Regions from separate parts of the Homo sapiens genome. Here region 1 is linked to region 2. A link is a loop called in an ENCODE intact Hi-C map of the cell type or tissue named here. Cell type or tissue: A673. All regions are shown on one strand. Links, peaks and the distances in the headings refer to the core of each region. The heading gives the core; the rest is flanking DNA.

What was found. Hi-C counts contacts between places; a loop is a spot of excess contacts. Peaks named below come from ENCODE experiments on the same cell type or tissue, not always from the same donor. Only the 100,000 strongest peaks of a DNase experiment are listed, where the experiment ranks them.
Region 1: it touches region 2 in a loop (4-fold over the local background); 2 of 110 quality-filtered maps call a loop at or near these places.

The regions. Positions count from the first base shown.
Region 1 is chr7:108,413,485-108,430,357 of GRCh38, reverse strand. All of the region lies in intron 1 of NRCAM (neuronal cell adhesion molecule), which reads left to right. Among named protein-coding and RNA genes, the nearest start is that of NRCAM, 35 kb to the left of the region's middle. In A673, for the core only: no CTCF peak of the experiment used is centred there; DNase peaks (open chromatin) are centred at 9,707 and 11,197; H3K4me3 peaks cover 1,932 bases; H3K27ac peaks cover 5,812 bases.
Region 2 is chr7:108,285,579-108,302,451 of GRCh38, reverse strand. All of the region lies in intron 3 of NRCAM (neuronal cell adhesion molecule), which reads left to right. Among named protein-coding and RNA genes, the nearest start is that of NRCAM, 160 kb to the left of the region's middle. In A673, for the core only: no CTCF peak of the experiment used is centred there; DNase peaks (open chromatin) are centred at 7,601, 8,991 and 11,431; H3K4me3 peaks cover 2,537 bases; H3K27ac peaks cover 7,352 bases.

The DNA of each region.
Region 1 (16,873 bases), core at 4,904-12,903, 130 kb before region 2:
ATCAAGCCACTGTGGTCTCATGCCTGGATATTGTGAGAGCCTCCTGTTCTCTCTACTTTTATCCTTGGTGCTACATCTTCTCAACATAGCAAACAGAGGATCCTCTAACAATGAAAGTAAGATCATGACACTGTAAATAACTTTAATACCAACCCACTCCTCTTAGAAAAAGCAAGATTCTTACCAAAAACGAAAACAAACCAAACCCGCAACATACTACTGGACATGACCCCTGCTGCCTCTCTGGCCTCATCTTTCCTTGTGCACCCCCCAACTCAGCTCTGCAGCCCCTGTGCCCAGCCTCGACCACACCAGGCATTGCTTCTGCCATCAGCCTTTGCACTGGCTGTGCCCTGTGTCTGGAACCTTCTTTCCCTAGGTCTGTTTGTCCATTTCTCTGTCACCTCTTTCACGTTTTTCCTCTGATGTCACCTTTTAATGAGATCTAAGCTGCTGACCCTATTTAAATTTCACCTCCTCACCACTTACTCCTGATTTGCTTTAGCTTGCTGTAGTGTTTTCATTTTCTATTCTACTTACCACTTTTTAAATACTGCATAATTTTCTTATTTAGCTTGTCTCTCCCCAGTGGAAGTTTAAGCTGCACAGGCCAGAGATTTTGCATCCCAACACATAAAATAGTAGCCAGTACACCTTAGGATCTTAGTAAATATATGTTGAATGAATAATGAAAAAGTCACCGTACATGTCACTGGGGGAACTTACCTATGTGAGGAAACATCATGGGCACCCTGAAACACTTATCTTGGATTGTTTGCAATTTAATAATTTGCAATTGGCAAAGTAAAAATGAATTCCAGTCTTTGTTTTGTGTGGGGAGTGTGTATTTTTAAAAGAAACATCCGGGCTGGGCGCAATGGCTCATGCCTGTAATCCCAACAGTTTGGGAGGCAAAGATGGGTGGATTACCTGAGGTCAGGAGTTTGAAACCAGCCTGGCCAATATTGTAAAGCCATGTCTCTACTAATAAAACAAAAATTAGCCAGGCGTGGTGGCGGGCATCTGTAATCCCAGCTACTCAGGAGGCTGAGGCAGGAGAATCACTTGAACTCAGGAGGCAGAGGTTGCAGTGAGCCAAGATCGTGCCATTGCACTCCAGCCTGGGTGATAGAGTGAGACTCTGTCTCACAAAAAGAAAAAAAAAGAAACACCCAGTTTAAAATCCAGTTTAAAGAGGAGATTCCTTCACATTGACTGTTGGTATTGTTTTGCAATTTAAATTTTTAAAAATTAAATGTTGTCAATTAAGGACATATATAGAACATAATGTATATTTCACCATGCCCTCTGAACAAAACAGTGCTTGTGCGGGATTACTGAGTTTCCTCTTTATGGTCTGGAGAAATGGGACCCTTGACAATCCTTGGAAGCCTTTAAAAAAAAAAAGAAGAAAAGAAAAGAAAATTTTAGGTCACAATGGCATGTCAAAATTCCAAAAACTTTTTTTCTTGTCTTTACCAAGTATTGTGGATTTTGCCCTCCAATCAATTAATGTCTCCACTCTTCTGCCAACCAAACAGGAACTGAAAATAAGTGCAAACGAAGTAAGATGGGAGAAAAAGAAAAAGTATGAAAAATTTCAAAATCTGAAAGAAATGGAGCCCCATCTTTTATTAAACATACTTATTGAACTTCATAAAGCTAGTTACATTGATACCAAGGACAATTTCTGTAAAAGCTTTTATTTTTTGTGTATTACAGATTTGCCCACAGAAGGGACCCTTCTCTGTTAGGCCTGTCAATTTCTCTTGCCCTTTCTCCTCCTCTGCCTTCCTTTTGTCCAAGGATCTCAGCATTGTTTGGTTTGCAGCCTCTGTGAGTTTATTCACAGGAACATATAGTCTTCTCACAAGCTGAAAGGTCACTTGTGCAGAGCCCTCGCTCTCTACTCCTTGGGGCAGCAGGTTGGTCTCCATGCTTTTCCTCTTCATTAGAATGTTAAAATATGTATCATGGAAGAAAAAACAGGGCAAAAATGCCAACACCTGTATACTTTCACTAATATATGTAGGCACAACTGATACAGGCTATGTAATTAATTTTTTTCACCATGCTAGCTGTTTTTTATTTTTAGCGAAAAATAAAGGCCACCTTTTCTTTTCTCAACAGTGTGTAGAAAACCTATGAATGGTTTTTATATGTATAATATAATAAATAGCATGGTGTTGTGACTAATGTCATTGAAGATATTTCTAGATTTTTATATCATTTCTATTTTTATGAAGTTCTAAAACGTTTCTCCTTTTGCTTTATCTTGTCCTTTCTCTGGTTTTAGTCATCCATCACAAAGCCCATTTGTCATTAATGACCCATGACCCCTTTTTATTATACATACTTTAGAAGGTCATGGATCTAAGCTCTGGCAACAGAGATATTTCATTTTCCTAATTGGCAGGTTATGAGGCCACAGGGGAGCCTTGAAATTTGATTGATGATTAATCACTCAAATAAAATAAGATATGGTAGTAAAATAGTTAAGGACAATGAATCAAGAGCAAGATTGAAATAACTGTATTTGGTGGAGTTTCTTGGATTTGCTGTTTACTTTTAAAACAATCACTTTTGTTTGCCAGCCAATAATTTCTAGACAAAGAATTGGCAAGATTTTTGTATTAATGGTTATCTCTTGCTTTTGAGTAAAGGATTTCAAGGTTCTGATCTCTTTTTTGAAGTATTTATATATAAGCAGAGAATATGGTAGAGTTTAGCTATTTTTAGTGAAGTGAGCATGGTAAAATCATAAATAAATTCTTTTTCTTCAAGGTAAAATTGGTGGTACTTGTAATTGTTAATCTTCATAAAAGTGTCTCTCCAGCCATTGGAGAGAATAAATTGTACTGAAGAACAAATCAATGTCTCAAAAAACTTGACTTTAAGTTGAAATATTGGGCCGAACAATAACTAAATTCAATAAATATTTATGAAACACCTGTAATGTGCCAGGCACACTTGTAAAGTAACTTACTTTAACAGCCTTGTCGGAGGCACAGGGAGTGTTCGCTTTCTAGGAACTCATGGAGTTGAGTGAGGACTAGCACACCAGAAATAATTCTATCTGCCTGTATTGTTCATTAATTAAGCCCTAGGTTTTGGAGAAGAGACTATGCATGCCCTGGGTCTTTGGGGAAGGAAGTAATCCCTGGAGGTTGCAAGGGTGAAGAAGCCTTCCTAGAAGAAAAAGGAATGGAGATGGGCCTTCAGGTGCCCTAGGATTTGGAGTGAGGAGCCTAGAGAGTGGGCATTCTAGAGGAAAGGCATGTTCGTGAAACAGTAAGTAACTCTGGCTTGAGTAGAGCAGAGCTTCGGTGTTGGAATATGGAGAAGTAGATTGGATGAATAAAGTGGATCAAATTGTAATAAACTTCCTTAGTCAAAAGTTGGTACCCCACTGCACAATGGGGAGCAATAACAGACTTTGATTCAATAACTAAGATGATGAAAGCGTTGTTCAAGGAATAGTAAACTGCCAGCTGTAAGCAGGATGCATGTATCATCTGAACATCCCACAGTGTTTTACACATTGTTGCCGACCCACTTCCCTCAATATTTATGGCTTTTGAAGTCTGGTTTTACAGATATTTGAAAAACAACAAATAATACCAAAGTATTTATTTTGTGTTGTGGAGATAATTACATGTTTTGCTTGCTTAATAAAATGTGCTTGTGTGCCCTTTGTTCAGGCCAAATGACAGGTGGTCTTAATCTGCTGATGGGGAAAAGAAGTCAGGGCCTTCTCTGATCAATGTAGCTGGTTTTTCACCCCCATCTTAGACCTTCTTGTTTTATAAGGGGGGTGGGCTTCAGCCTTACCCTGAATGAGGCTTCTGCTCAGAGAAAGAAAAATGGTGCAGACTTCATCTGGTCAGAGTAAAATGGATTTCCCTATGGGCATTAGGCATTTGAATGCTTTATGAACTATAAAGGCATTTGGTTAACCAGTTATTTTGGACAATTAAAATAAAGGGGAAGTATCAAGTGCTCACTCTGTTTAAGCCTTGTGCCTAGAGCACAGTAATGAAGAAGGTATGTTTTATTGTCCCCATGTAACATCTAGAGTTTTAGGGGAGAGGGGTGCATATACATTTATAAGAGACTATAATATGTGAAAGAGTTGTGTAGCTGCAGCTCATAAAATGAACATAAAATTAGACACATAACCACATTCTGCTTCATGTGTAGTTCTGATGACAGAGATGTAGCTATTTTCTTAGTCACACAGACATAATCAGACCTGCTTCAGGCATGCCTGGAGTCATTCACTGTACTCTCTTGAAAATCTGAATCTCTTTTTAAAAATGATGAATGCATTAGTGTCATCTTTGTATGATATACATTAAAAAAATTCCTTTCTCATAAATAAAACAGCAGTTTAGGCCAGTTGCTCTAGACTCGAAAGAAAGCCAGGAGCAATAGTGGCAATGAGAGAAAGCAGAGCCCTCTTGAGAGGAAGTCTCTGAGGCTTTCCTTAGTAATTGGACTTCTGTCTGATGTGTGAACCATGAACTCTCCAGCCATTTCTGTTCAGGACGCACCTAGACAATGTACAGTGTCAACAGTTAATCTGTCATGATAATAATAACAACACATAGTTTGCCAATATCATCTCTAGAGCCAGACAGGTCAATATGATAGTTTTTTTGTGTTTAGGTCGTTGCTATTTTGTAATTTAATTTATAACCTTGAATTTGGATCTGTTCGGTGGATGAAAGTATGTTTAAATATATGTAAGAACTATAAAGTCAGGGATAATTATTTGAGGCAGCAAAATTGTTGGGATATATTTCTGTATCTTGACAGACTCATAATAGATTGTGAGGAAAATGGACACACTATGATTTTGAACCTGAAAGCCTTCCCAAATCACCACATATAAAACCCACTGATTTAAAATACTGCACATGTATCATCTCTTCTGGGGCCAGATTCCCACTTTGCAGAGTCATAGGAGATAAATCTTTGGGATTTAGTATTGTGCAGGGGTGTCAGTCTCCATGTATATTGGGAGAAAATAATCAAAATGAATTTGGAAATATCTATGAAATAAAAGTTGGGAAAATAAAACTTTGTCTTTTAATGTTCCATTTCTTCTGAGTTATTCTCTTCCATTACCATCATATTTTCTTATAATCTTACTAATATTCTAGCAAAGTGGTTCTTAACCTTTTGGGTCATAATCTTTTAAAAAATCTGATGAAAGCCATGACATCTCACCCCAGAAAATTGCTCATGTGCACATGCTTGCAAAAAATTTCCATGAAATCGAGGGGTTGGGGGAAGACTTTACTGAACTCTAATGTCCTAAGGCACTAATTGAATGTAATGAATTAACTTCTTATCTATGCACTAGCTATGTACCATCCTTGAGAGAATTGAGAAAATAATCATGCAAATAATTTTCTCCAGAGCTTAATTCTTTCAGAAGTAAGTGGAATCCTGCTTGAGAAAGGCTGCAGATGAAACAAAATGAATACACTAATGTAATGTATATTTCATATATATTCTATTAGACATTGGACTCATAGAGCTATAGTCATATTGCTGCTCAAAAATAACATGCAGATTTGGGATTTAATAATTATACATGTTTTAAAGACAGGTCAGTTTCCAGTACATTCTTTCCCCCCTGATATTTTCATGATAGAATATATTATTCAATTTCACTGAAATGACTATTCACTCAGGCGCCTTTGAGAAGCATTGCACTCCAGGTGTAGATAGGACTAACCTACATTCAGTTTTAAAAATCAAGAGCAATAGTGTAAACCCCACTGACAAAAACTACGAAGTCTGAAAATGATGTGTTTTAACATTTTGTGTAAAGTGCCCCTTTCTGCTTCCACATGTCTTTGCTTTCTTGCCTGATAGGCAACACATCCCTTTATTCAAATGATTAGTTGATGCACTGTAATTATCAGTTTGAGACACTAGCCACACCTCTGACCGACTTCCCTTCTCCAGAGCTTCCAGGAAGCCACCGCACAGGCAGTTTTTCCAGCACCTCATCTTTCTTACTGAACAGAATGGCTACCTTCTCAGTTATTTCACCAGGAAGACTACATGGGACTGAGGGGGCAGTTTCTAGCTCACTCCCTTCTCACCAGCTCTCTTCGATGCCCCACTCCTGGTAGGAAACCTGATAAGCTCTAACTGGTCAGTCAGCACTGGGCTACATTGGGGCCTGAAGATTTCTGGCTGTGAAGGGATATGGTTTCTTTTCTTTCATGTGAGTGCATAATCCAAGGTCGGTGGGCTCAAAGAGGTGAGTGTGATTGATCATCAGAACAACTGCCCTGGGGCACATTTGGAATATGTGCTTTCCTTTTGGAAGAGAGGGAGAAGCACATGGAGAAGAGGGGATGACAGTGGTATTAACAGATTTAGATGTGGGATTTGTCCCTATGTTCATTGGGGCCAAACTTTAAGATCAACTTCCAGAAAAAGGATTTCAACACTCTGACGTCAGCATATGTCAATTATGTGGCTTCCCTGTAGCTAGGTGTTTCTAGCCTGGGAGGTGGGGGCCCTAGCCCTGCCACAGCAAGCAATAGCCTCTGAGTGTTATCACCCAGGTTCTTGGTGATGACACCGAGTGGTAGAGAACAGGTCAGATTCTGTTTAAGAAGGTCATGAAGTGTAATATGTTTTAGCATGATTGCCACCAAAAATGAAGTTCAGAGCTTAAAGTATTAACATGTATCTTTGTTAGCTGGAATATAGACTTATGCAACGACTGAGGTGCTTCTTGGTTTTGTATTTTGGAACTTACCTCATCAGTCAAACCTTTTCTGTTCCCACTGCTGAAGTTCTCTTTTAAAGCAAGCTCAAAGCACATAGTCATATTTGAAGTTACCTTTTATTTTTATCTCGTCATTCACTCATGATTTTCTCATTTTATGTGTGCCTCTTCCTTTTCTCTCTGAATCAGGTGATTTCCACCCCCATCCCCACTTTTGTTAAGAGATCCTTGCTGAAGGCTGTGTTCTTGCCTCAGTCTTCCCTTACTACCCAATCCACCTGACTCTTTCTCCTTCACTTTCCCTTCCTTCTTACTTTTCATCTTTCTTATGCTTTCATTTACTTCCTTTCCTGACTCACTATCCTTTCTCCCCTCAGCTACCTCTGATCTTTGTATTATGTACATATTTCATTATTCCATATATGCAAAAAGATAAAGAGGGACATAATGAGAATCACCGTCCTCTCTACCAAGCTGAAGATGCAGAAAGTCACCAATAGCTCTCAAGTCCCATCCTCAACTATATCCCCCTCCCTTCTCTCCAGAGGTAACCACTGTCTTTAACTCTATTTCACATCCTGCCTAGGTTTCCCTGGGCAGGAGGCAGGATGCTTTCCCCTGCACTCAGCCTGTGCAGTGGCCCCTTCTCTTGGCTCCTGGAGGCTAAGATGGGGGGCTGAAATGAGAGGACCACCCTACTGCAGCCAGGGAAGGTGGGAGTCAGGGCAGGTGGGAAAGGGTAACTCTTTCACTACAGAACGTGGCTGAATTGCTCCTCATTGGACCATCATGTTTTTATTCAGATTATCTTCTCTGGCCTCTTTTATATATTTAGAAAGGAAAATATTGTTACATGTTCAGTGAAATTTTATTAAGCACCTTCTCAATGCCTGGCACTGTTCTTAGTAGGACTTTCTTTATGGGGGTGTAGATTCACTTCAGTCCTCAGCTTCCTATTGCCCTTTTCTTTTTGATTGAGAAACCCCATTATACTTTAAAATGTATCTTTATGTAAAGGATGACCTGTATCTTTTACTTTAAGTGTACTTGTCAAAGTTGGGTGATGTATTTTATATTACACACTCTGCGTCTCAGTTTGTTTGAAAGATTTCATATACATAAAAGAGCTTGGGCCAAAGGGATACAGTAAGTGAGTATTCAGTAAGTGACTTAGCTGGGTGACCTTCAGCAAGATTTTTAGTTTCTTTGGCATTGTTTTTTTAATGTGTGAAAATGGGGTAATAATAGTCCCACCTCCCAAAACAGTTGATGAAATAAGATAATCCATGTAAAGTGTTTACTGCACTGCCTGGCATATAGCACTAAATAAATGTTAGCTACTATAACATGGCATTTTAAGCTTAGAACATTAAGTCATGTTGGAATTTATTTGAAACATTTATTGTAGAATGGAACATAGAGCTTGAAGGCTGTGTGACTGGTATTGCAGCTTAGAGAAGAGAGACAGAAGGGAGGAGCATACTCTGACCTAAGAACTCGTGAAGTGGCTCTTGGAGGAGGTGTTATCAATGAAATGTATTTTGCTGTGGAGGAGGTTGGAATCCCCACTTCCAATAGACCTGTTTTGACTATTTTGACTACTGTTCCACTGTATGTGGCATGCCATAAACATACCTTCGTTTTAGTGGAAAAGGTTGCTGCCATTCTGCTAGTCAGATCTTTTGCCTGCTGTTAGACAAACAGAATTAAGTATGTCGTTAATCTCCACAGGGCAGGTCAGAAGTCTCTCTAGACTCCTAAAATCCTAAACTAAAACCACAGAGTTCTCAAAATAAACTGTGCAGTTTGGTCAGAAATACAAGATGATTGAAGAACAAAATGATTTACTCTGTCAGTGGTTGCTACCCAATTGATTTTTCTTAAGTTGTAGATTGAATAGCTTCAGTTCCTTATCTGGAATACAGGGAAAACAATACCTGCCTCTTTTATTTAATAAACAGAATTGACATCATTTTGTATTTTAACTTTGTACTTTTTTTTCTTCAAGTAATCTTATGAGAAAGATGACAATAGTAATAATGATTCTAATATCTACTTCATGAATAATACTTTTCCTTCTACAAAATGCATTCACATTCTTTATTTCAGTCCATTTTCAGTAGGTTTACAGGTTTGAATTACATTTCTCATTGGGGGTGACTTAGTCTTGCAATGGTCTATATTATTGAATAATTATCAACATTTGAATATATGATCATGAGACATGTAAACATTGATAAATGGCATGTGATATTATAGGCAATACTTTAGCATGACTAGTCAAAGATGAGTTTTTGCAAATTAGCTAAAATATACTAATATCCGGCTCACACTAATTTCTCTCCTAATGCTTTCAGCCTATTCCACTCCATCTAACATAAGATATTATTCTTTTATATTGTTTTACACGTTTTATACACACACATATATACATCTACACTTATAGTCTTTTTTTCGCTAAGCACCTACCATAATGTTGAGCTCATGGTAGAGGCATAATTAATCCTTCTTAACTGGCTATGTAGAGTTGCTTTTCTGTGTATGCTATTTTGGGGTATGTGGGGGAATGAAGTTATGTCTTTGCTTTCCAACAGTTGTGGTTTTTATTAACCTTTAGTTATCAAGCAGTCTTTATTTTTCTACCAACATGCTCTTACTATATTAAAGAGATATTCCTCATGAATAGTTTCTTCCCATTCTACATTTCCTTCTGTGAGTCTTTTCTCTCTCTCACACACAAGATTTTGAAAGATGCTTCCTTAAAGAGCTCCAAGACAGTGTCATGCAATGGAAAGAATGTAAAAGTAAGGGCATGAGCCATCTAGGTTATGCACGCATTAATTGGGTTTCTACTTTGGCCCTTGGGAGATTCAGTAAAGCCTAAGAAAGGAAACCAATGGGGACCAGAGGAAATCAGTAGGAACCACGGATGCCTAAAAATGCCAAGTCACAATGTAAATTCACACAGAATAAGTGTAAAATGAGTAATTGGGCAGTGGGTACTTACGGAGACAGGAAATGTTTTGTGAATGGGGAAATTGTCGTCATATCTTTCCATCTAGCTGAGAAACTCCCCCCCTTGTAAAGGACTGCAGGATTTCCTTAAAATTTGTGGCTAGAAGAAATGTGGATAAGAATCTATTCGCCTATTTATTTACTTTAAAGATCAGCAATTCATATATTGGTAAGACGTTTCCATTTATTCAGAACACACAGACTTTTTTTAGCAAAGTAGTGCTCACTGTTTGGGGATAGAGACCTTCTCAGAAGTCAAAATGCATAAAAGAGACACTCATCAGACATCAAGTGTCTGCAAGGATTTGTGTGTGTCTGAAAAGCAGAATCTCTATAGTAATATCTACTAAAGAGATATTTTTGATGACAGTCAAGATATTCATAGAGGCCAGACAAAGATAAGACCAACACATTTCAGTCCACTTCTGTTTTCTTTCCCAGATTCCTTAACTGGGTACAGATGTTCTGAAAGGATATTCTTTTGTAGATTCAAATACTTGAAAATTAAAAATAAACACACACACACACACACACACACACACACACGATGGAACTAAAATATTTGTAAGTACTTAAATTTGTAAATTCTTGGTTTGCTACCAAATAACTAGAAGATGACTGTGTTGTACATAAAATGGAAAACCAAGTGAAGTGTATTCAGTGGCCTCAGTTTCTCCTTTTTACATACACTCATTTCCCTTCTCTGAGGTGCACCTGGACAGACTTAATGCCTACTGGACACCCTCACCCCGACATCAAAACCTGTTCTCAAGAAAGAATCCAACTTTCATCCACTAGTGAAAATTTAAGTTATTTATTTACCTGTTCTGCTTTAAACTATATCTCTAGTTTTGACATTAAAAGTTTTTATCTTGGATAAAGGAATTTTGTGTGTGGACACGAAAGTGGAGACATGTAACTTTCTGAGAGAAAAGAAGTGCCTTTGAAATGAGAGCACCTGGGTGAGCTCCCACTTTTGTATGGCTTAAGCATGCCTGTTTGTGAGTACATATAATATATACCTCAAACTCTATATATACTGCCAAACTCATGAAGAAAAGGACTGAATGCAAAGTGAGCTCAGATGGGAAGAGCAACATTTGATGAAACATGCAGCTTTATTTTATGTTGGATTTTGGATATTAAAATGCAAAATCTGTAGCAAGCAGGTAAACAGGAAAGAAGTGAGGTAAATGAAAAGCAATATAAATCATATTCTTCCCTGTGAAGTAAGAAATATGTTAAGAGGAGGAGGATGTATAGGAGAAAATTATGAAAGTGAGCTGGTCAGGGTAACGAAGAGAGGAAGCTAATTGGAGATTATCTGAAAATAAAACGTCTGCAGTACCCTCTGGGGAAATTAACTGCCAGATGAGAAGCATATTGTAGGAATACAATGACTAACGTTATCTTCTAAGAACAGTTACGGGGATGAGGGCACTCCTTTTACTTAAAGAAAAGATGAAGCAATGAATCAGATGGCAATGAAAGGAAATACATACGATAAGCCCTAACCAGAGCGGACATACGGTGATTTTTTGTGTGTGTGTGTGAAACTAGTTAAGTATACATATATCCTGTTAGTGCCTCTCAATATCAGAAGGACTAGGGGATATTTTTGGAAGTTATGGGTAGGGAAGAGTCATTCCTGAAACACTCGATTTTTCAAATTTTGAGCAGATTTTTTTCCCCAGAATATTTATGTGGCATGATGTTATTAGACTTGTTACTTGTGTCATATTCAAAAGCCTATACACTGATGGTCAAATAAATGTTTATGCTATAAAATAAGCCAGAAAAAAATCCACACAGTTGTATTAAAATGTTGAAATTATATCAAACCATTTTAATCAATCATGTTAAGTATGGGCCTTCATTATAACTTGAAAATGAGGATGGTGTGTATTTTCTAAGTGCTTACGTGCTCAATAATTGTTCACACATGGGTGAATATATATATACTTAGTGATAGCAACTTTCAGTGCGTGTGTGTGTGTGTGTGTGTGTGTGTGTGTGTGTGTGTGTATAATATGTATACCAGATAAAAGACCTCTCCCTTCCCAGCCAGTGTGTGGTCAGGCCAATGCTGCTTTCACAGGCAGGCTGTGGTGCTGACCACTTCAAGTCAGAATGTCATCGTTTGTCCCATCTATTATTATGCTCTTCAGGAAAACATTTGTCCTAAGATCCTAGCCGTGATTGGTGTCCCTGGAGATGCCCTCCTGCATATTATTCTGTGAGTGGACTTGTCTTTCTTCTCAATAGATGCTTTGATATTGTGTGCTTCATAGAAGCACAGAAATCTTTTGTTTGGTGAGAGAATCTCTACCAATTTCTGGAGAGAATCTCCAGAAATACAAGTCAGCAAGTCCTTTTGCACTGGCCTTGAACTGTGGGGAAGACCACAGAAATGCAGACCTGTGGTAGCCATGACTCAAGGAATTGAGTGACCACACGGCTCCTGGTCACCTAGAAGTCATTTCTTGGTCTGCGTGTCACAGGTGTTGCTTCTGTGGGCATGATGTAAGAGCAGAGGGGTTTCCAGAGCTCCATGCTTTTATTCTTCTGCTGAAGTCAGGGTGCATCCCATTGGTTCAGTGTTAGTGATAGCAACTTTCAGTGCTAAATGGCTAAAAGGTTGCAGTTTGGTTTGTGATATTGAGAATTGTTGCCCACTTTGTGTACAAATTGTTAATTCATTGCAGCTTAAGGGCTGCCATAGTATTGGAAAGCTGGGCAATGAGTGACTGTCCGTGAGTGGTATTTAACCAGGTATTAACACCAGTGTCACCTCTGTAACTTGCAAAAGAAAAAAGAAAGAGAGTGAAAAAGAAAGAAAGAGAAGAGCAGAGAAAAGAAAAGAAAAGAAAGAGCCATCTGCCTAGTGTCCAGAGATTTAGAAGTTGAGTTCTGGACATCTGAATTAAAAAGAAAAAATTATAGCTCATTATGACATGAACTCCCAATCAAATTGCTGGAATATTTACCTCAGTTACCAGAAAATTATTTGTTTTCTTTCGCTAGGGTTAGGATGTTTGTCCCCTCCAAAATTCGCGTTGAAATTTAATTGCCTTTGTAACAGTATGAAGAGGTGGGACTGTTGAGAGATGATTAGGCCATGAGGGCTCCACCCTTATAGGTAGGATTGTTGTTATTATAAAAGGATGAGTTTGGCCCCCTTCCCTGTGTCTCTCTTGCTCTCTCTTGTCCTTCTGCCTTTTGCCATGGGATGACGCAACTACAAGGTCGTCACCAGATGTCTGCACCTTGATACTGGACTTCTCAGACTCCAGAATTGTGAGCCAATAAATTTCTGTCCTTATAAGTTACCCAGTCTCAGGTTTTCTGTTATAACAGCTTCAAACAAACTAAGACATCTCCATAGCAATTAAAATAGGCTACTGTTGGCTATTAGCTTAAAGGATCCTTAGAAGCACCAGTATTATTTGATCAAATGGAGGGAAGCGTGTTATGTTGCAAAAGCAGAGAATCATGAGACATTCAATCACTTACTCTTTAAGGGAAGATGGAAAACATTGAAATAAATGGTCAGTGACAACAGTAGCAACATCTGAAAAGTGATGTTCCCAAACTAGGAATCTCTCTGGAGAATATGTGTTTGTAATGTCCGTTAATTGCTCAGGGAAATGAACAGCATGGATCTGAAATGGGAGGGACCTGTCATAAATAGCACAACCTCTTCCAATGGTTTGCAAGAGTAGGTGCTGTTTGATAGAAGGGTTAGTAAGATCCATGAGGAACCTCCCTTAATTATGAATGGCAATAGTAATTAACAGGATGTGTGAACTGCTCTGCAGTGATGGAAATTTCATCTGAGTTTCCTTTCCTTTTTACTGGTTTCATTCTGCCTTGTTGGAGAAGGTCCCATGCCTTCAACTATACAGACATGAAATTCAAATCTTGAAAAGCATACTATAAAAACCCAAGTTTTTCCTTGGGGGTATTAGTCTGTCTAGTTAAGGAAGACTTTTTTTTTTTAATTATTTGTCTCTTTCCCGAAGTAGTAGGCAATTAGACATCAAATGAAATTAAAAATCCCTACATGATTGTCTCCTGGCCAGAACATGTTGCCTGCTGCCATAGAAACAGCTCTCTGATCTCAGCGGTGATGACAAAGCATAGTTCTGACAAAGCAGGTTCCTTTGCCACACGCCTGTGGTTTAATCTTTTCCTCTTTTCCCCCGTGAGGCAGTTCTGTCTAGCGTTGTCAACCATGTCAATTTTGCTAGAATGTCTCAAAACATCTGTAATATGCTGATTAAAATAGACACTATGATACTATAAAAGAAATGTGCTGTTTTTCTGCTGTCTCTATCCTACTCCTGGAATTGCATCTGCAGTTTTATTTAAAGCAAATGCAGCATTCAAATCTCCTGTAGTTATTCTTGCTCCATGAAGATGAATATCTTAGTCATGCTGATCTGGAGGGATGGGCTCACATCAGCAGCTGGCCCGTTCTGTCATGGAAGAATCACTCTTCTGGACTGGAAGAAGCAAGTGAAATGTTTCTGAAATGTTTGCAGCATCTCTCAGAGGAAAAGGGAACTTCATGACAGAAATAAAGCCAGAGAGGGCCACTGTGAAAAACACTGGAGGGTAAAAATAACTACATAAGAGCAACCATGTGGAAACCACGGAGCCCTCTCATCTCCTTTTTGGTTTTGTTTTTTTGTTTGTTTTTTGAGAGGGAGTTTTGCTCTTGCTGCCCAGGCTGGAGCGCAATGGCGTGATATCAGCTCACTGCAACCTCCATCTCCTGTGTTCTAGTGACTGTCCTGCCTCAGCCTCCCAAGTAGCTGGGATTACAGGTGCCTGCCACCATGCCCGGCTAATTTTTTGTATTTTTAGTAGAGGCAGGGTTTTGCCATGTTGGCCAGGCTGGTCTCAAACTCCTGACCTCAGATGATCCACCCACCTTGGCCTCCCAAAGTGCTGGGATACAGGCATGAGCCACTGCGCCCGGCCTTCTTCTCCTTTTTATGGGTAGAAATTAGGATGTAGGCCAACCATTTAATCAAGAAGCATTTATTATCTCTTTTTATCATGCTTCTTTCCTGCCATGCCCATTTCTCATTGCATCAGATCTAAGCCCCCTTTTGATGTTTTAGGAAGTCATTAAATAATGTTCCTGTCCTCCCTCCCAAGTTTGCACCATTTGAGAAAGACGACACAAAAACCAGATTGAAGGAGAAGTGCCAGCTTGATTATAGTTCAGGCTGACTGGGGAAGTGATTAGACGTGCGGCCACAGGGCTTCCAGGTACCTCCTTCTCCATTAGACATTGTCACCCTCAAGGTCCCACCGCAGGCTGTTGCTCACACAGGCAGGCCTGCCAAGGAAAGGTACCCCTGTTGTCAGATGGCAGATATGAAAGGGAAACCAGAAGGCTCAGGGCCAAGAAGACCTTGTTTCTTCCCCCAGATTCCTTGTGCTGTTGGCTCACAGGTGTGATGGAGGGTGTGGGAGAAGCTGGGAATATTATACTGCAACCTCCTAAGAAATGGAGTATTTTTTTTCTTTTTCATCTCTTCTGTGGTAATATGAGGAGTAGCAAATGCCCTTCACCTCCAAACCCCTCTGTCTTGCCTCCACAGCCCTCTGCTATGAACCCTGGACTCACCCTGCTGCTCCCCAGCAAGCCCCTCTGTTCAGGGAAACCCAATGTCCTTCAGGCTCTCCCTGCTTCTCCTTACCACGCCCACTGTTGTGGTTGTGCTGGCTTCACCAAGGTGACTCTTCTCCAGGGAACACACTCCCTGCAGTCTTCCCCCCTTCTCTGTCTTCCCAGCGTTTTTTTAAGCCCCTCTTCCTAGCAGTCTGCCGTGGGTGAGATCTGATGGTTTTCCTCTTCTCTGTGAATACTTTTTGTTTTATTCTGGGCCCTGTACACTGAGTGGTATCAAATGGCTCCCATTTTCTAAAACACTGAACAATTTGCCCTCTAATTACATTCATTCATTCCTTTGTCTTTTTCACTTATTGTTACATAGGTAGAGTCTGGCCTCCCCAGTTAGATTGTGAGGTTGTTGTGGACAGGATTCACTTCTTTTATGCCTCTTTTGTACCCTTTCTCAGGGCTAGTCTAATGTAGAGTGGAGAGTTTATGTAGATAATTGTCTTAGCCTGGGTTCCCTAGAAAACAGAATCTGAGCTCACTTGAGAAGGTTTTATGAGGAGATGGAATTCCAGGACAAAAATAGTGAGGGAACGGGGGAAGCCAGACAAATAATACCTAACAGTGCTTTGCCAAGCTGTCCAAAGCTTCTCAAGGAAATACAGCTGGTTGCTCTGTGACACACACTGTCTTGCAGACAGGTCTTTGGGATCACACTGTACTTTGCAACAGTCTGTCACAAGAAGGAATGGCAAGGAATTGATCTTTTAGCTCCTTCTTGTCTCCTGTCTCTTACTGGTCAAGGTTTCCGCATTAAGTTTTAAGTTCCTGTTTTCAGATTATGTTACCATGACCCTCTGATCAGCCTCTGGGAAAGCCAGATCCTATACCCCACAGCAGGGTGCTTCGTTGGAATGTAGAAGTGGTTCAAGAAGCCAGAGTCTCTATAATAGCAGCTACACAGGATGAGGGTGCAGGGGTGTAGCTCCTGCTGCAGTGTGGACATGACAGAGGCTGAGTCAGAGCCATCAGCTACAGAGAGGCTGAGACAGCTGATGGTGTTGGGAGAGAAGATGGTGGCTGTGGCAGGGACTTTACACTGAGCAAGCAGCCAGAGGAACAGTGTGGAGAGGGGCAGGCAAACCTGGGAAAGCAGAAAAATTGGACTCAATACAGCACCAAATGAATTTCTATTGGCTGGATAACTAAATATAATAAATGTTTGATAAATATTTATTGATGTCTGTTGGTTAATTGCCCCCTATATTCCTGTCTTACTGTACTTATTGGGAGATACAAAGGGAAACCTAAAAGCCAATTTAGACTAAATATGTAAGTGTTGAAGGATCAGAGTAAAGGAAGAATAAAAATGTGTGAGATCAAGGTAATTAATCAAGGAGGGCTTCCTGGAGGAGGTGAGTTTTGAGTTGTCTTTCAAAGGCTATAGTGGTAAGGATTTATAAAGA
Region 2 (16,873 bases), core at 4,506-12,505:
TCATCCCAGTTTGTCCTGAGATTTAGTGTACTTTTTTGAAGAAGAGGAGTGGTTTCTCGGGGACTCCATGCAAGTAGAATTCATGCCATCAGTCATCTCCAAGAGAACTAGCTGTAGAAACCAAAAGGTCAAAAACTTATATTAACTGAGGGACCTAGAATGTGCACAATTCAGACTGAAATTATTTTCTCAAAGAGTGATCTGAATGAAGAAAATTTTGCCAAGAGCAAAAATGAAGGAAAACAGTACATAGCATTCCCAAGGGTCACTGGAAACATTTTTTGAAGCAATAACACGGAACAATATGTCATTATTACTAAGCAGACAAATTTGAGTGAAATATAAGGGGAAAGAGCTGCATTGTTTCTGTTGTTGATTTGTTGTGGGTTTTTTTTTTTGTACTTTGGTCACTATTTAGAAAGGGTGATCAGTTAGACACAGGCCACATGTTTAAGGTGATATTTCTGTGAAACATTTTCATCTTAATAATTATTTCATATTTATTATGATGAAAGGCATTTAACCCTAGAGCATGTACAAAGCTGAGTCGCAAGTCTCAGAAATAGTGTCCTAAAGTGATGTATTGGCCTCAGAGGGAATTCGTATGTACTTATACACAAATTCACCATAATGAATGCACCAAATCATACTTTTAAATGCCCAAATAATTCATATTCATAAATTTTTCATTTTGAGCCCCTAGATATTTTTTAATCAAAACCCATACCACTATCCATTCATCTTCCATTCAATCAAATGGAAAAGAGCCATATTTTTTTCAAAAATAGCAAAATTATCTAATTTCCCTTCTACTTCTCATGTCCATAGGATAAGCAAAAGAAAAAAAATCTGAAACACCTGAGTTGGCACTTTAAAAATTTTTCCCAGAAACATGAGATGGGATGGTCAGAGGTCATGCAGTTGGTGTCATGGGGGCACCCTGCCTGTTTTCTTCTGTAGCTCATACCGGTCACGCCTTGTTGGTGCTAATGACTTCCCAGGTGCCTGGTACCAATTCTTCATTAGTTGCTGTTGTCCTAGAAATCTGTGTAGGTCATGGAACCTATTTTCTGGAAAACCACTTAATACTTATTTTAATTTCTGTAAATGTTGTCTGTGGAAAAGAACATTTCCACATTTTGCTTGCCATTGTTCTGAATCTGACTGGCAGATAACACACTTTGGCATCTGTAATGAAATTACATTAATCGTCTGTCCTTAACTCTTTTCCTGGTAAAAGGAATGGGAAATCTTTGTTCAGATATGCAATAACAGTATTTTAAAATTGTTCAAATTATATAGAATTCTTTGCAGATTATGTTAGAGAATTCATTACAATTTAAATTCATTTTATTATCAAAATTATTCTTTGTTTTTTGGTATTACATAATGGTCTTCCTTATAATGGAGTGTTTTACTTCTATTTATAGAATATAGAGAATGTTGTGTAGTTTGCTGTTTTATTTTTTTAAAGAACTATTTTTAACAAAAATTTGATTCAATGAAATGTAATTCTATTTCCTGAATAAAACGTAAAATAAAACATAATTTTTTAAGAAAAGCTTTAAAAAAACGTAATTTTTTTAAAAAGCTTTCTGTTATTGAGTTGTATTGAGTATGATATTTTAATCAAAAATTTGAATTTAAAAATAATCTTTTCTAAGATTGAGTTTCTCTTAAGTCATAAAATATTTTACTGCCCCCAGATGAGCACCATAATTTTAATGTCACAATAAATTAGAAAAAAAATGGAGAAATTCCAGGTTGCAAAGCCAGATCTGATACAAATTTTGCCTGATGCCTTTATCATTACCTTACACTTCCACCTAGCCTATGTGCCTCAACAGGATAGACATGTGACATTTTTCTTTGGAAATTTGACTTAGTCTTTTCAATGGTGTCCCTAGTTTAACACAACATGGAGGCAAAATGTTTTCTAGAAGGATCTCAACTTACCCAGGGATGCATTTCTCTTTTGCTTCTCTGTTTGTTTGTGTATGCATGACATAATGACCTTTTTAGAAAATAGATGTTTATTATAAAAATAGCATCTGGTATCCTCTAACATTTTATTGCATAAAGATAAATTAGTTTAATTTTATATAATATATTTTAACTTCTTCCCAATGGTGATGGCCTTCTTCAATATTTAATAAGGTAAAATTAGCATAGTATTACAATAACAATTGCGAATAATCAAATATGCCCTAAGCAGTGTTTTTTCAATATCAGGGCTTTGTCTCTCTTCTCTTGCTCTTTTGTAAAAAAAAAAAAAAAAAAAAAAAAAAAAAGTCAACAGAAATTTGGGGAAGGATTACATTTGTATGTAGGCAGTAATATCTTAACAGGAGGCTTAGATATTCCTAGTGATACCTGTTGTGAAAACCATATGTTCTACTGTAGTAAAAGCAGTCACCATTTATTGAGGCTTACCATGTGCTAGACATGTTCTAAGTACTGCACATGTTTTATCTCATCCTCACAGTAACTTGTTATTTATACTCATTTTATAGATGAAGACATCGAGGTACAGTGTTAATTACATCACTCAGGGACACAGAGCTAGTAAACCGTAGAGCAGGGCTTCAAACCAAGGCAGTCTAATTCCAGAGTTCATGTACTTCACCACCACATCGCTGCTTGGACACAAAATGTGCCCACCAGAATGCTTAATTAGTTCACAAGAGCTGCACTTGGCCTTGAGACTTCTGGTCAATGTGCTGTATGTACATGACAAATAAGGTCTCATATGGAAGTCAAAGTTATTACCCGGCTGCCCGTTCACATCAAATAATAAATCTAAAGACTGTCAAGGTTGTTGCACTGCACATGTGGCTCTAAATATCTATTCCATGTTTGTGTGCATTGCAGAGAATAAATAGGTGCAACAGAAAGAGAAAAACAAATTCCAGACCAAACAATATAATATGGTTAGGAATGCTTGCCTGCTATTACATTGGGTATTCTTATCTTTTATATGACTGATTCTATCTGAAAAAAAATTCTTGGACTGTAGTGTCATTGTGGTTTGCTCACAGGTCTGACCTTTGTCCACAGTAATAGAAATCGTGGTAATGAAAGCTCACTTTTTATACCTTTTCCTCAACCCATGCCACCTCTTCTTTCCTAGAGCTGTCACCCAGGAACTTGAGCCACGTTTTATTCACACAGGATTTCAAAGGCAGCTCGGTAACTACTGCTTCTCAGAAGAAATTTACTGATAGCTGCTTTGATGTGACTTTTTACTCCTTTCCCTGGCCCCTTTGCGTCCTCACCCAGTGTTTTGGGTTTTTTTTTTTTTTACTTTTCTTTTCTTTCTTTCTTTCTTTCTTTCTTTTTTTTTTTTGAGATGGAGTCTTGCTCTGTGGCCCAGGCTGGAGTGCAGTAGTGTGATCTTGGTTCACTGCAAACTCTGCCTCCTGGGTTCAAGCGATTCTTCTGCCTCAGCCTCCCAAGTAGCTGGGATTACAGACATGCACCACCAGGCGCAGCTAATTTTTGTATTTTTAGTAGAGACAGGGTTTCACCATGTTAGCCAGGCTGGTCTTGAACTCCTGACCTCAGGTGATCTGCCCGCCTCGGCTTCACAAAGTGCTGGGATTAGGCATGAGCCACTGCGCCTGGCCCCGTATTTGTGTTTTAATAAAAGAATCTGGAAGATAAATAGTCTTGAAGAGAGACAAAGGAAGGAAAATTTAAATCCTTAGATTCAAGCAGAAGAATTCCATGTGGAAGGTTTGGGTTTGTTGTTGTTGTTGTTTGGTGTGTTTTTTGTTTTTTTGTTTTTTTGGTTTTTTTTGAGATGGAGTCTCGCTGTGTTACCCAGGCTGGAGTACAGTGGCGCGATCTCGGCTCACTGCAAGGTCTGCCTCCCGGGTTCACGCCATTCTCCTGCCTCAGCCTCCTGAGTAGCTGGGACTATAGGCGTCCAGCACCACACCCGGCTAATTTTTTTTTTTTTTGTATTTTTATTACAGACGGGGTTTCACCGTGTTAGCCAATATGGTCTCCATCTCCTGCCCTTGTGATCCTCCTGCCTCGGCCTCCCAAAGTTCTGGGATTACAGGCATGAGCCACCGTGCCCTGCGGGTTTTTTTGGCGGGGAGGGGGTTGTTTTGGATAGAGGAGTCCTGTCCTGTGAGCCCCTTACATTGTCACACCCTAAAACTATCTCCTCATATATCCCCCACCTGCTTAGATTATAATAATTTCAGTAATGCCTTCTAGACAATGATCATGTTAAATATGTACTTGTTTCTTTTAATATGATTATTGGTAATAAAGTATAGCTTTGCAACGTGGATTTTATTTAAATCCGTATTTAGTTTTATTAATGATCTCCAGATTATAAAGTGTTTTATTCTGGGTGTTTTACTGTTTCTTTGTCTTAATTAAGCTTGTACAAAGCCAAAGCCCTGTCCTGACTCTGCTGCAGGTGGACTGGCCTCCTTGATGCCCCATGAGCAAGCCAGGATGCTCCCACCACAGGGTCTTTCACCGAGGCTCCCTCTGTCTGGAACACTCTTCCTGCACATATCCCCATAGCTCGCTGCTTCTTCTTTAGGTCTTTGCTCAGATATCATTTTCTGGTGAGTTATTTCCTGAACCTGTGGCAAGAAAGTATATTACGCATGTGCATATACACACACATACGTGCGCATGCACACACACACATTGACATGTTGGAACCCCTGTACCCCTTCCTTTGTTTTATTTTTTTTCTCTGTAATACCACCTAAGAAACTATATAATTTGCAGTTGTTGTTTTTTTTATGTTTCCCTCCCTTTAGAATGTAAGGTTTGTGAGGACAGAAACTTTGGACTATTGTGTTCATGAATGTATCCCAGCACCAAGAACACTGCCTGGCATGTAATAGGTACTTAATTTGCTCAATGAACAAATGAATGAATGAATGATGACTTATGAAACATTAAAGTTTCAGCTCTTTGTCAGATAATGAAAGTTTCATCCCTTTGTCAGATAATGTTGTTAGCTAATTAAATGCTGCTTTAATTTTCTGTGACACCCTGATTTCTAAAGCTTTAGAAATGGCATTTTTTTGGAACTCAGCTTACTCACAAATTCTGCTAGCAGGAGGAAAGGGTATTGTGGCTTTCCATTGTTAAAATGCGGAGGTAGAGTTGGAAAACAATCAAAAGAAATGTTCCTCTCATTTTTTGGACCAAATGAACAAATCTAGCATTTGTTTTTGAGAGAATAAATACTCTTCAAAAAGAACAGAAACTGTTCTCAAAATCTTTGAAGTATGTCACTGATCCTTTAACCAGTAGTTGGAGAAGCAAGTATCCTACTGACAAACACAGGCTTTGTGGGGTTGAAAGCCGATCATAAGTTTACAAAGACTGATTGGGCCTTTGGCTTGTGACTAATGCCTGGCACTGACACAGAGGAGGCTCTTAATCGACACAGCCACATATATTTTAAGTAAAAATGCTTGTTCTCAAAGAAATTAATTTTTTTGCCTAGTACCCTCTTTCGGGTTAAAAGAATGCATTGCTCAGGATGTAAATAACATTAATAATTCTGTCAAAGTGACATCATTTTCTGTAATGGTATAGGGAAACGGATTATTTGGGGAGAAGGATTCTCGTTATTTGTTTCTTAGAGATTTTTCTTTTAATAATTAATTTAATTTGCCAGTTGTAAAAGCACAAGAGATCATATGAATAAGAACAATGTTCCTAATGGCCTTCTAATTACAGGGTCTGTGTTTTGTAGTACTAACATTAAAGCCAACATGTTTCTTATTCATACAGTAAAAAATATCTATTCTCAAGACCTGATCCAGACCCTGCATTCATATTTGATATCAGGGTATGAAGACCCCCTACAATCCCCCTCCCTCCAAAAACCATCCTGACCTGCTGGCTAATGCCTGAACTTCTCCTCCTAGGCTTGGTTTCCTTAATTCAGTTCTATATTTATTGAGTTGCTACTGCTTCAGTCACATATCAGACATGGCATTAGCGCTCTGAGTCACCTGTATATTCTTCCATGTGCCAGGGACTTTCTGCTCTGATCCTTGCTGAAATGAAACCTCTGAGGTTTCATCCATAAGTAATACTTTAGTGGCTCTACTTCAGTTCTTTCTAGGCAAAGATATTAGGATATTAATAGCTGAGGAGAGGGGTAAAGGCCAGTACCTGTGTAAGAAAATGTGCACGATTGGAAGAGACCACAGAGAAGTTTTCCTAGCTTCACAATTACAGAGGCCCCACTTTGTCCACTAGTTGTAGGGATAAAAGGATACCATTGCTTGAACACCTGTGGTTCTCTGAGTAGTTGGCATGCTTTCTCCATCCTTCTTAAGACTGTGGAGTGTGTGAAAGTACTTCAGGCAGAAGTGTCTGACTTCCATCTATAACTGAGTGAAACAAAGAATAGCCTTTGCTTCTTCCAGACACCCTCTGGGAACTCTCCGCTAGCTCAAGTGCACTCCTTCAGCAAGCGCAGTGAAGCCCTTTTCAAATGCAGTCATGTGCAGAACCCCCCATATACAAAGCAGAGGGAAGTGGGGTTGCTCCAGAGCCCCTGTTCCTCACCACTCCTCTGTGCCCTGCAGAGGCTCTGGTCCATGATGCTGTGCCCTGGTTGAGGACACTGACCACAGAGGTACTTTGGTGGTTGTCACAAATGCTGTTCTCCACTCATGAAGATGGACTGTTTAGCACTGTTTTCACATCTGCGGACTCAAAAGTCAAATAACTTAGACAATGTGAGTCTTGGCTTTGCCAATAACAAGAAACAATGAATGCTATGAGGTGAATGTTTGTGTCCCCCCAAAATTCATATGTTGAAGCCTAAATCTCTGATGTGATGGCATTAGGATGTGGTGTCTTTGAAAGTTGATTAAGTCATGAGGTTAAGCCCTATTGGATGGGATTAGTGCCTTTAGGAAGAGGCCCCGGGGAGCTGTCTTGCCCTATTCTACTGTGGGTGGACATAGCAAGAAATTATCTGTGAACCAAGAAGTAGGTCTTCATCAGACATGGAATCTGCCAGCACCTTGGCCTTTGATTTCCCAGCCTCCAGAATTGTGACAAGTAAATTTCTGTTATGTTACCCTGTTTATGGTACTTTGTTATAACAGCCTGAATAGACTAAGAGAATGGAGAAGTAACTTAGCTGCTGTAGACCCCACTTTACTCATCTATAGAACATTTGATTTTAGAGAGGTGTAAAAAAGTTAACATATGAAAAGTGCCTAGTACAGAGCGAGCCCTCTGTAAAGAGTAGTTGTCATTTTAAAATTAAATAAAACTTAATCCCAAATGACACAGAATTCTTCCATTTTAGGGGAAAAATACAAAATCAACAGATTTAATGAGGGCTGCAAAATACTTGACAATCTCTTCATCATTTAATCACTTTTTCACCCATTCTTAACCCCTGTTGTTATTAGTAGTTCTGTACCAAATCATATATGTCATCACTGTGCCCCTTTTTGCTATAGACAAAACGTTTTTCATGTGTGGTGATGCAAATGTGGACTTTAGGGATACTAATGTAATAATGAGCCAGAAGTTAATGAACAGGAAACTGAACAAGAATGGGGCAGACAACTTGGCACCAGAGATGGCTGCGGGGCAGGAAGTATAAACTAAGCATGTCCAAAAAAGGGGAAGTGATTCGGAAGACCGTAAGGGTGAGCTAGACAAGGGGCTGCTTCTGGATCCACTGAGAACAGACTAGACTGCATGCCAAAGGCAAAACATAAATGCAAGTCCCTCTCCTCACAGCACACAAATAGAGTTTGTGATGAAGTGCCCATTTTCCTTCCCATTGCACAAGTAGTCTGTGTACAATTTACCTAAGCCCTTGGATATGTCTATTTTGTTTATTCTTGGTTCAAATGCATTCGTTCTATCATCTAGAAAATTACACATTCCTTCAAGGCAGGGACAGTGTCATTTGCTTTATATCCCTTTTAATATCCTTGACTTCCATCTGGGTGCAAAGCAACATTCAGCAGGAAAATGGAAGCCACTTTAGGAATTTTGAACAAGGAAATATACTGGAAAAGCTGGAACTGCAACAGGGAGAAAGAGGGGTGTTGGAGGAACATAAAGGAAGAAGAGGTGATCCCCAGATTCGAAGCAGTTAGCCCTTCTGGGCAGGAGCCCATGAGCTTGTTCCTGAAAGTCCAAGTGGGTTGGTGACACTTGAGTTTGACTGTGAGTTCACTCAAGAGCTGCTGTCTCAAAAAAGGAAAAAAAAAAAAAAAAAAAAAAAAAAACCAGTAAAGAAAGTGCTGGCTTTTCCTGGGCTGCTGGAGCCCAAAATCACATCAACCCTACTGCTCCTACAGCAATTGCCATCAACTGCCTCATTTTAAGATTCAGAACCAAGAATCTTTTGTCTTTATCCTGCTTTCTTATTGCTCACCAGTACCTCCAATTAGCAGAACCCAAGGGAAAGACAACTAGTAAGAGTATGAGAAATTTAGGGTGCAAACTCCTGGCTCCAGTAGTATAAGGTATAGAGGAACAGGTGTGGGCTAAAAGACAATAGGTGAATTAATCAGCACATGTGTGATAGTGGAAAGAGCCCTGAGTTTAAAATTAGAAGACCTGAAATCAAGCCGGTATCTAACTCACAGTAATAATGTGATCTTATACAAGTTACGTAAGCTCTCTGAGCCTAAATCTCTCATTTGTAAAAAGAGAAGAATAATAATAATATCTTGCAGAGTTTTGGTGAAGACTAAATGATATAATACATATGAAAACCTTTTAGAAATGATAAAAATGTCTGTGAATTTTAGTTACTTTACACAGTCCTGTTGGCAGTTATCAAATTTACTGCTTAGGAGACAATCATAAGGGTTTTAAAATAATCTACAAAAGATTTCTGCCAGTATCACAGTGTACTGCCTGCACTTAGACTTCCTTTATGACGTAGGAAAACATGACTAAATTAGGGGAGACGTGAGATCAGCGTTGCTTGTCAATTTAGCAGATTTAAAAATGTTTTTTTGCAATTCTCTTCTGATGGGTCATATCCAAAGATAAGCAGCTGAGCCCTCTTAGCAGCAGGAAGGAAGGGCAGCTAGCCTTGGGTTACACAAATGAACTTATTAAGGCGATTTATAAAGCCATCTAGTTAATCAGAAAGGAGGGGAGTGAAAAGAGCCTTTCTTAGCCAAGCCGTGATCGCCCGCTGGACAATTAGAAGCACAGTTTTCATGATACTGTTGTAGTCCTCAGTTGGGGTCAGGCCTATGAGCTAGGATACAGCTGGTGGGTGGATGCAGTAAGGCTGTTAATTAATCACAAGGGGGTGGAAACCAAGGATGAGGCATTCACACCGTTTGATTTTCCATGGCCCCTGTTCCACTGCATTGACCCCCGTTTTCTGGGTTGACCTCTGTTAGATTTCTATGAATTGTTGCATGTTAGGTCTTCATTTACAAGTTACCAGTGGAGTAACTTGTAAATGGATTTTAGCAAACCATTGATTTGGGCCTTCATCAGATAAAGATTGGGTTTAATGTCTTTTAAATATTTTACAGTAAAATGCTAGCTCAACCAGTGTAGGAGATTTGCTGGATTTAGCTATTCATTTGTGCTTTTAACACTCAGCTGTTTTACGCCAGTTAAAATAACAACAGCTAATTTTTTCCTAATGCTTTCTCTGTGTCAGCCACCATTCTAAGCACTTTCCACTGACTCACTTAAACTTCGTAATAACCCTATGAGATAGGAGCCGTGATCCCCATTTTTACAGATGAGGAAATTGAGGCATACAGACCTTAAGTAACTTGCATAAGGTCAGTTAGTAAGTGAGGAGCTGGGCTTTGAACCAAGGTCAGACTGGTTCCAGTGTGTATTCTTGACCACTAGGAAGCATTGCCTCTCAAAAATTGAAACTGCTGTCTCTACTGGTTTGATGATTTTTTACTTAACTCTGTGTGACATATTTAACAACACAAACTTTTGTGGATAAAACATACTCCTGAGTTAGTAAGCAAGTCTCTAAAACTTCAATTGCATCCATGTTTTCAGGTTATCCTTTCTGACTTTGATATTGTTTCAGTATTCTAACACTGGAAATTAAAATATCTAAACCGTTTTTTCACAAGTAAAGAAATGTGCTACATAAAAGGACCAGAATAAGCATCTAGTGCCAACAGAAACTTGGACATATTATTTTACCGATTAGGAAACAGTCCCAAAGGGACCAGAGCTACTTAGTAGCCATGCAAGGTCTAGACAGCATCTGGCCCTGGATGTATTTCTTACACCCAGAGCCCTGAAGCCACATAGCACTTTTAAATTAGTTGGTACCATTTTAAAAAACAGTTGATTTCATATAAAAGTTTGAATTTCTGGCTAAAAGAAAAATGAAGTGATCTGCAAAACTGGGTGTATATTTCCCTGACCACTATCAGCTAAAGCTGAGTAGCAGCACCCTGCACTGTTTAAGCGGGGCCCCAGTGCCCTTTCCTCCGCTGCACAGCTGTATTCTTTAGCTTTAACTGCTTGGCCCCCTTAGGCATTTGAGTTTGAGACCACTAAACTAATTGGAAACAAAGACTTTCTGATTTCTGTCAGGTTGTCTTTGTGTAACACCACAGTGTTCTTTCAGAAAATTACGGCCATTTAGATTTCAGATCCTTTTTTTAAATGTTTTAGTTTAAGATTATAGTCAGGTTGCAACTCCTCTTATGGAGTAATAAAATTGTGTCTCTTCCTCTATACTTTCTTTTCTCTTCTCTCTCTGTCGCTCTGTCTCTCTTCCTCTCCTGTTCTCTGTAACTTAGAGAATTTGTGGTGATATATTAGTTTCAGGCACGGTCAAAAGAAACATTGATCACTGTCTTCATTTAGATGCATTAAGTATATACATACATAACAAATATACTTAAAAACCAGTCAGTGATAACTATCGTTAGCCAGTCCTGACTCATGCTTACCTGTCAAGAAAGACACATTTGAGAAAGTACAAACTCTTTAAAATCAACTTGTCTTTTTCTATGTTGTTATGCCAGTCATTACACTGTATTAATCTCTGGTTTTCTAATTATATAGCATCAGGCATATGACCTCTAAGCATTTGCTTGTTCGCTGGCTATTTTTAACTAAAAAATAAATTGCATAATGAAACTAATTCTATTTCCCATTGAGATAGTGCATTTTGAATTACTCAGAAGGGAGTCCAATTAAGTAGTATTTATCCAAAGTAAATGCAGGAGATAATAAAATATTTCCATGGCATGTTTAATTCAGAACACTCATGCTATGTAAATTAATTTGGTGTTGGATTGAGGTTATATGGAGGAAGGAGTTGCCCAGAAATGCAGCCCTTTTCTTTTGATCTTCTATATTTTATCTGTCAACGACTGAGTGACTAGATTCTGGACTCGCCGGTTTTCGCATTGGAAATGTGACTAATCCCAAGTGGTTTTGTTCATTTTCTCTGAAAGATTTCTCTCTGAAAGTGCCCAGATGTGAGCACTCTTAACTCCAGCTTTGTAATGCTGTTTATCTGGCAGCAGAAACCCTATTTGCAATAGTTAACTATCTTTTTTACATTTGCCATGGTCCAGCAGTGCTGCAGAGCTTTGAGGCTACAGTAGCGAGTTGATGACAATCAGCAGATTCTAAAGCCTTTTCAGAACCCTGAAAGAATAGATAATGATAGTACATAATGCTGAAATGACAAAAGACATAATGGATAGTCAAATGTTGATGCAATTTAGCTTCTAAAAAACGATTACAGTTCATTTTCTTTGATTATCTTTTTCAAGTTTTAACTTTAATTCTTTATTGTTTAAGTTCTGTAAAATGGCATTCAGAAAAACATTACCACATGAAATCTGTCGGAAATGTTTAGATAGTTGTAATCACAAAGAGTAGAAATGCTTGCTTTGTACTGTACTGTTGACCCAGCTCTGTCCTTCTCTGAGAGTTGCTGATTCAACTTTTTAAGGATCTAAATGATTCCTTTTTAAATGTTTGAGGAAAATGGTTTTTAGCTTTTGTGTCAGATAAGAATGGTGTTGTTCCCATCTGAATGAGTTAAACCAAGTACAGTAGTAGTATGTTTGCTCAGGACAAGGAAGTCTGGTGGTCAGCAGTGGGAAAATACGGCACCCAACACATCATTTTAAGGGCAGATGATCCTTTTTGCTTTCTGCTTTTTCCTCCTTAGTTTGTCTTCCTAGTCCTTATTCTTTCAATTTGACTACTGGTAATGCCCACATAGTATGCAAGAAGATTAGGAAAGGCAAAAAGGATGCACGTCTCATGACAGTATTATTTTTCTAACTGACAAATTTATTGGATTTAGCTAACATTGAATGTTAACCTTTGTTGGCTTTGAGATGCAGCCTTTGAAATTTGTGAGATTAATGTATAAGCCTAGTTATTATTTAACCTGCCAAGTTTATATTTAGTAACACCATAGGCTTGCTCCAAAAGTAGGGAATCTCTTTCTCTTCATGGGCTTCTTTTTTGAAAAGAAGGAGACTCACAGTACCATTTTTTATTATATTACAGTTGTTCTCAAACCTTAGTGTGCATCAGAATCACCTGAAGGATTCACTGCAATACAGATTCTAGTCCCCAGCCCCAAAGTTTCTATTCAGTGGGCTTGGGGTAGGTCCAAAGAATTTGCCTTTTTAACAAGTTTCCAGTTTATGCTGATGCTGGGGGTCTGGAGACCTCATGTTCAGAACCCAGTGGGTTAGAATAATTTTCTATTACAAGTCAAGATTCTTGCTAGTGAGGAATCTAGATAAGGCTTTAAATAAAGCCTGAATTTCTGTGACATAGGTATTGATGGCATTTAATTCAACAACCATTTCTTGAGTGCCTCCCATGTGCCCAACACTGATGACACTACTAGTCTTGAAAAGAGAAAGATGAGTCAAAGATTCTGCCCTTAAAAAGCTTATAAACAGATGTTAGTCAAAATTTACAAAATTTTAGCTAGATGGGAGGAACAAGTTCAAGAGATCTGTTGTACAACATCGTGACTATAATTAAAAACAATATAGTTTTCTTGAAAAATACTAAGAGAATACATTTTAAGTATTTTCACCACACGATGACAGCTATGTGAGATAATACATGTTAATTTGCTTGATTTAGCCATTCCACAATGAATATATATTTCAAAACATGTTGTACATGGTAAATATACACAATTTTGTGTCAGCTTTAAAAAAGGCTTACAAACATGCTTCAAGTACCTAAATGACTACACTTAAAAGGCAGAGAATTTATCTATATGTTTTCTATTTATACTGTTGGTAGTGTATAAAGGATTTTTAATGGAATACCGAATTCTTTGATCATACTATTTCAACTCTTCCAATGGTTATTTTGCATTTCTATTTGAAACAGACAGTTGTATCCTGTGATCGCTCCAAGTCCTAGATAACTTTTGTTTCAGCGAAGTTTCAGCCCCGTTCAATTCATGTGCTATTCCAATCAGGCTGATCTTCAACCCCCTACCCCACCCTCAGAAAAATAAAAATATAGAAAAGCCATTGCAAGTAATAAAAGAGACCCAAGGTCTAAATCATAACCGTTAGCCAAAGAAATGAATAATATCTCCTCCAAAGAAGGAAAATTACATCTGCTTCAAAAATAAAAATCACAAACAAATTCAGTAGTGATGGTCTATATGGTTAGTTACCTGTTTTCTTTTTGGTGGGAGAAAACACTTTCCCTACTGTTACTGGAAAGACTAATGGAGAACTCTCCCGCCTGCTAATTGTTAATATATTCTAGGAAGCATTTAAATAGAAGTGGGACAGGTTCTTATGTAATTTAAACTGTCTACCAACCTGAGAAAGGATTTGTGTCTCCAACAAAATATGCTGTTAAATAAAGATAGGGGTATGCAATAACGTATGAATTGATGAGAAGTGAGCTAAAACATAAGTTTCTTATTAAATCTAAACTAATTGGCATATAAAGATGCATGTACATTAGTTTACTTACAGTTCTCAAAATACTACACTGATGTACATTTTCCATATACCTTTGAGTAGCCATTGCCAATATATGCAGTTGTTAAAAATTTTTATTTTTATGGATTTAGGGGTACAAATGCAGTTGTGTTACACAGATATATTGCATAGTGGTAAAGTCTGGGCTTTTAATGTTACGCATCACCCCAATAGTGAACATCGTACCCAATAGGTAATTTTTCATCCCTCATCCCCCTCCCACTCTCCCACCTCTTGGAGTCTTCAATGTCTGTTATTCCACTTTGCATATTCCTGCGTATCCATTGTTTAGCTCCTACTTGAAAGTAAGAACATGTGGTGTTTGACTTTCTGTTTTCAGTCATTTCACTAAGGATAATGGTCTCTAGTTCAATCCATTCTGCTGCAAAAGACATTATTTTATTCTTTTTTATGGCTGAGTAGTATTCCATGGTTATGTGTATACGTATGTGTGCATGTATATACGCTACATTTTTTAAATCCAATCCATTGATGGACACTTAGGTTGATTCCATAACTTTGCTATTATGAATAGTGCTGTGATAAATATATGAGTACAGGTGTCTTTTTGATAAAATGATCTTTTTTCCTTTGGGTAGATATCTAGTAATGGGATTACAGGATCAAGAGGTAGTTCTATTTTTAGTTCCTTGCAAAATCTCCTTACTGTTTTCCACAGAAGCTGTACTAATTTACATTCCCACCAACAGTGTATAAGCGTTTCTTTTTTTTTTCCCACATCCTCACCAACATCTGTTGTTTTTTTGACTTTTTAATAATAGCCATTCTGACTGGGTGTTAGATGGTATCTCATGTGTTATTGGTGACATTGTTATTGTCATGACACAAATGGTTTTCATATTCATTTTTATGATTAGTGATGTTGAGCATTATTTTGTATGTTTGTTGGCCACTTGTATGTCTTCTTTTGCAAAATGTCTATTCGTCTTCTTTCCCCACTTTTTAATGGGATTATTTGTTTTTTCTTGATGAGTTGTTTGAGTTCCTCATAGATTCTGGATCAGTTTTGCCTTTGTTGGATGCATTGTTTACAAATATTTTGTCCCATTTTGTAGGTTGTCTGTTTACTCTGTTGATTATTTCTTTTGCTGTGCAGAAGCTTTTTAGTTTAATTAAGTTCCATTTGTCTATTTTTGTTTTTGTTGTGTTTCCTTTTCAGGACTTAGTCATAAATTCTTTGACTAGACCAATGTTCGGAAGAGTTTTTCTTAGCATTTTTATAGTTGTTCCATATTTTTAGAGTTGTTTATATATATTGTTATATATTTTTATAGCTGTTCATTTTTATATCTTCTTCTAGCATTTTTATAGTTTCAGGTCTTACATTTAAGTCTTTAATCCATCTTGAGTTAATTTTTGTGTATGGTAAGAAATAGGGGTCCAGTATGATTCTTCGGCATATGGCTTTTCAATTTTCAAGCACTATTTATTGAATAAAGTGTCCTTTCCCCAGTGTATATTTTTGTTGACTGTCAAAGATCAAGAGAGTATACTTAGAAGAGCTTGAATAAACAAACCTCTTTCACGTGCCTTATAAAAATTACCCGTTTAGGATTTCTTAAGATTTAAAAACTCAATGTACTGGAACCTCACTATGTAAGATGTGCCTAAACATAATAAAAATATCGTATCTGATTCTACGGACATTAAAGTGGAATGGAAAAACTGTGGGCTATGGAGTAACACAGACGTGGCTTTGAATTATGGTTCTTCTATCTACAGCCATACCACCCTGAGCGTGCCTGATCGTGTCTGAATTATGGTTCTTCCACTTAATAGCTGTGTCTGCAAAATGGGAGGGGAAACACTTACTTCACAGGATTTGGGAGGATTAAATAAAGTAAGGTACAGAAAGTACTTAGAAGAATGGCTGATACATGTTAATCATTCAATAAATACTTCCTTTTCCACATCAAATCTTTTTTTCTTTTCTCCTATTCCTTTTCTTCCACCTCCTTCCTTTTTTTTCCGCTTTCTTCTTCCCCTACTCTTACTTGTTCGCCTTTTTATTTTTATTTGTTCATTCCAGTGAGTATTGTTCTACATAAAGGAATCATTTCACTGAATCTCTATCATCATTTTCATTTATTGAGGATGCACTTAATTTCTGAAAAGATCATTCACGACCAACACCATGCTAGCAGATAAGGCTTATAAATACTGCTCTACACAGTGGATTGCAAACTACTGCTGCTGGCCACACCTGTCCCTTTTCCTATTTTGAGCCATAAATTTTTTTATGTTTTTAAATTGTTGAAAAAGAAAAAAGGAATAATATTTCATGATGTGAAAAATTACATGAAATTCAAATTTCTGTGACCATAAATAAAGTTTTACTGGAACACAGCCATATGCATTTGTTTAATCCTATGGCTGCCTTCATGTGGTAATGACAAAGTAGTTTCGACAGAAACTATAAGGCTTACAAAGCCTACTATAAGCCATACATACGTTTTTGACCCTTTCCAGAAACTGTTTGCTGACTACTATTCTGAAGGAATGAAACATATGTGCATTTTAATTTGGTTTTGAAGCTAGCTCTGAAAGGAGAGTTTTGTGGTAGAAGCTGTAGTAGCAGGGCTAGAATCCATATTGAGCTTCCTAAGGTAACTATGTGGATGGGAGGTTTCAAAGAGATAGATGGTGGAGTTTCTGATATAATTGTATACACAAACAGACAAAAATCCATCTCTCTGCTCTTCTCATCATGTCATTAACTCCTGACAAAATATAGTGAATGATAACTTTGTCCAAAGGAGTTTTGTTTCTAGCTTCCCAATGCTTTTAGACAATTCTGTCTCTGAAGCAATCAAGACACTAGTCTGGAGAGACTGGTCTAGTAAGGTTTCACTGAAACAAGCCCCATTAAC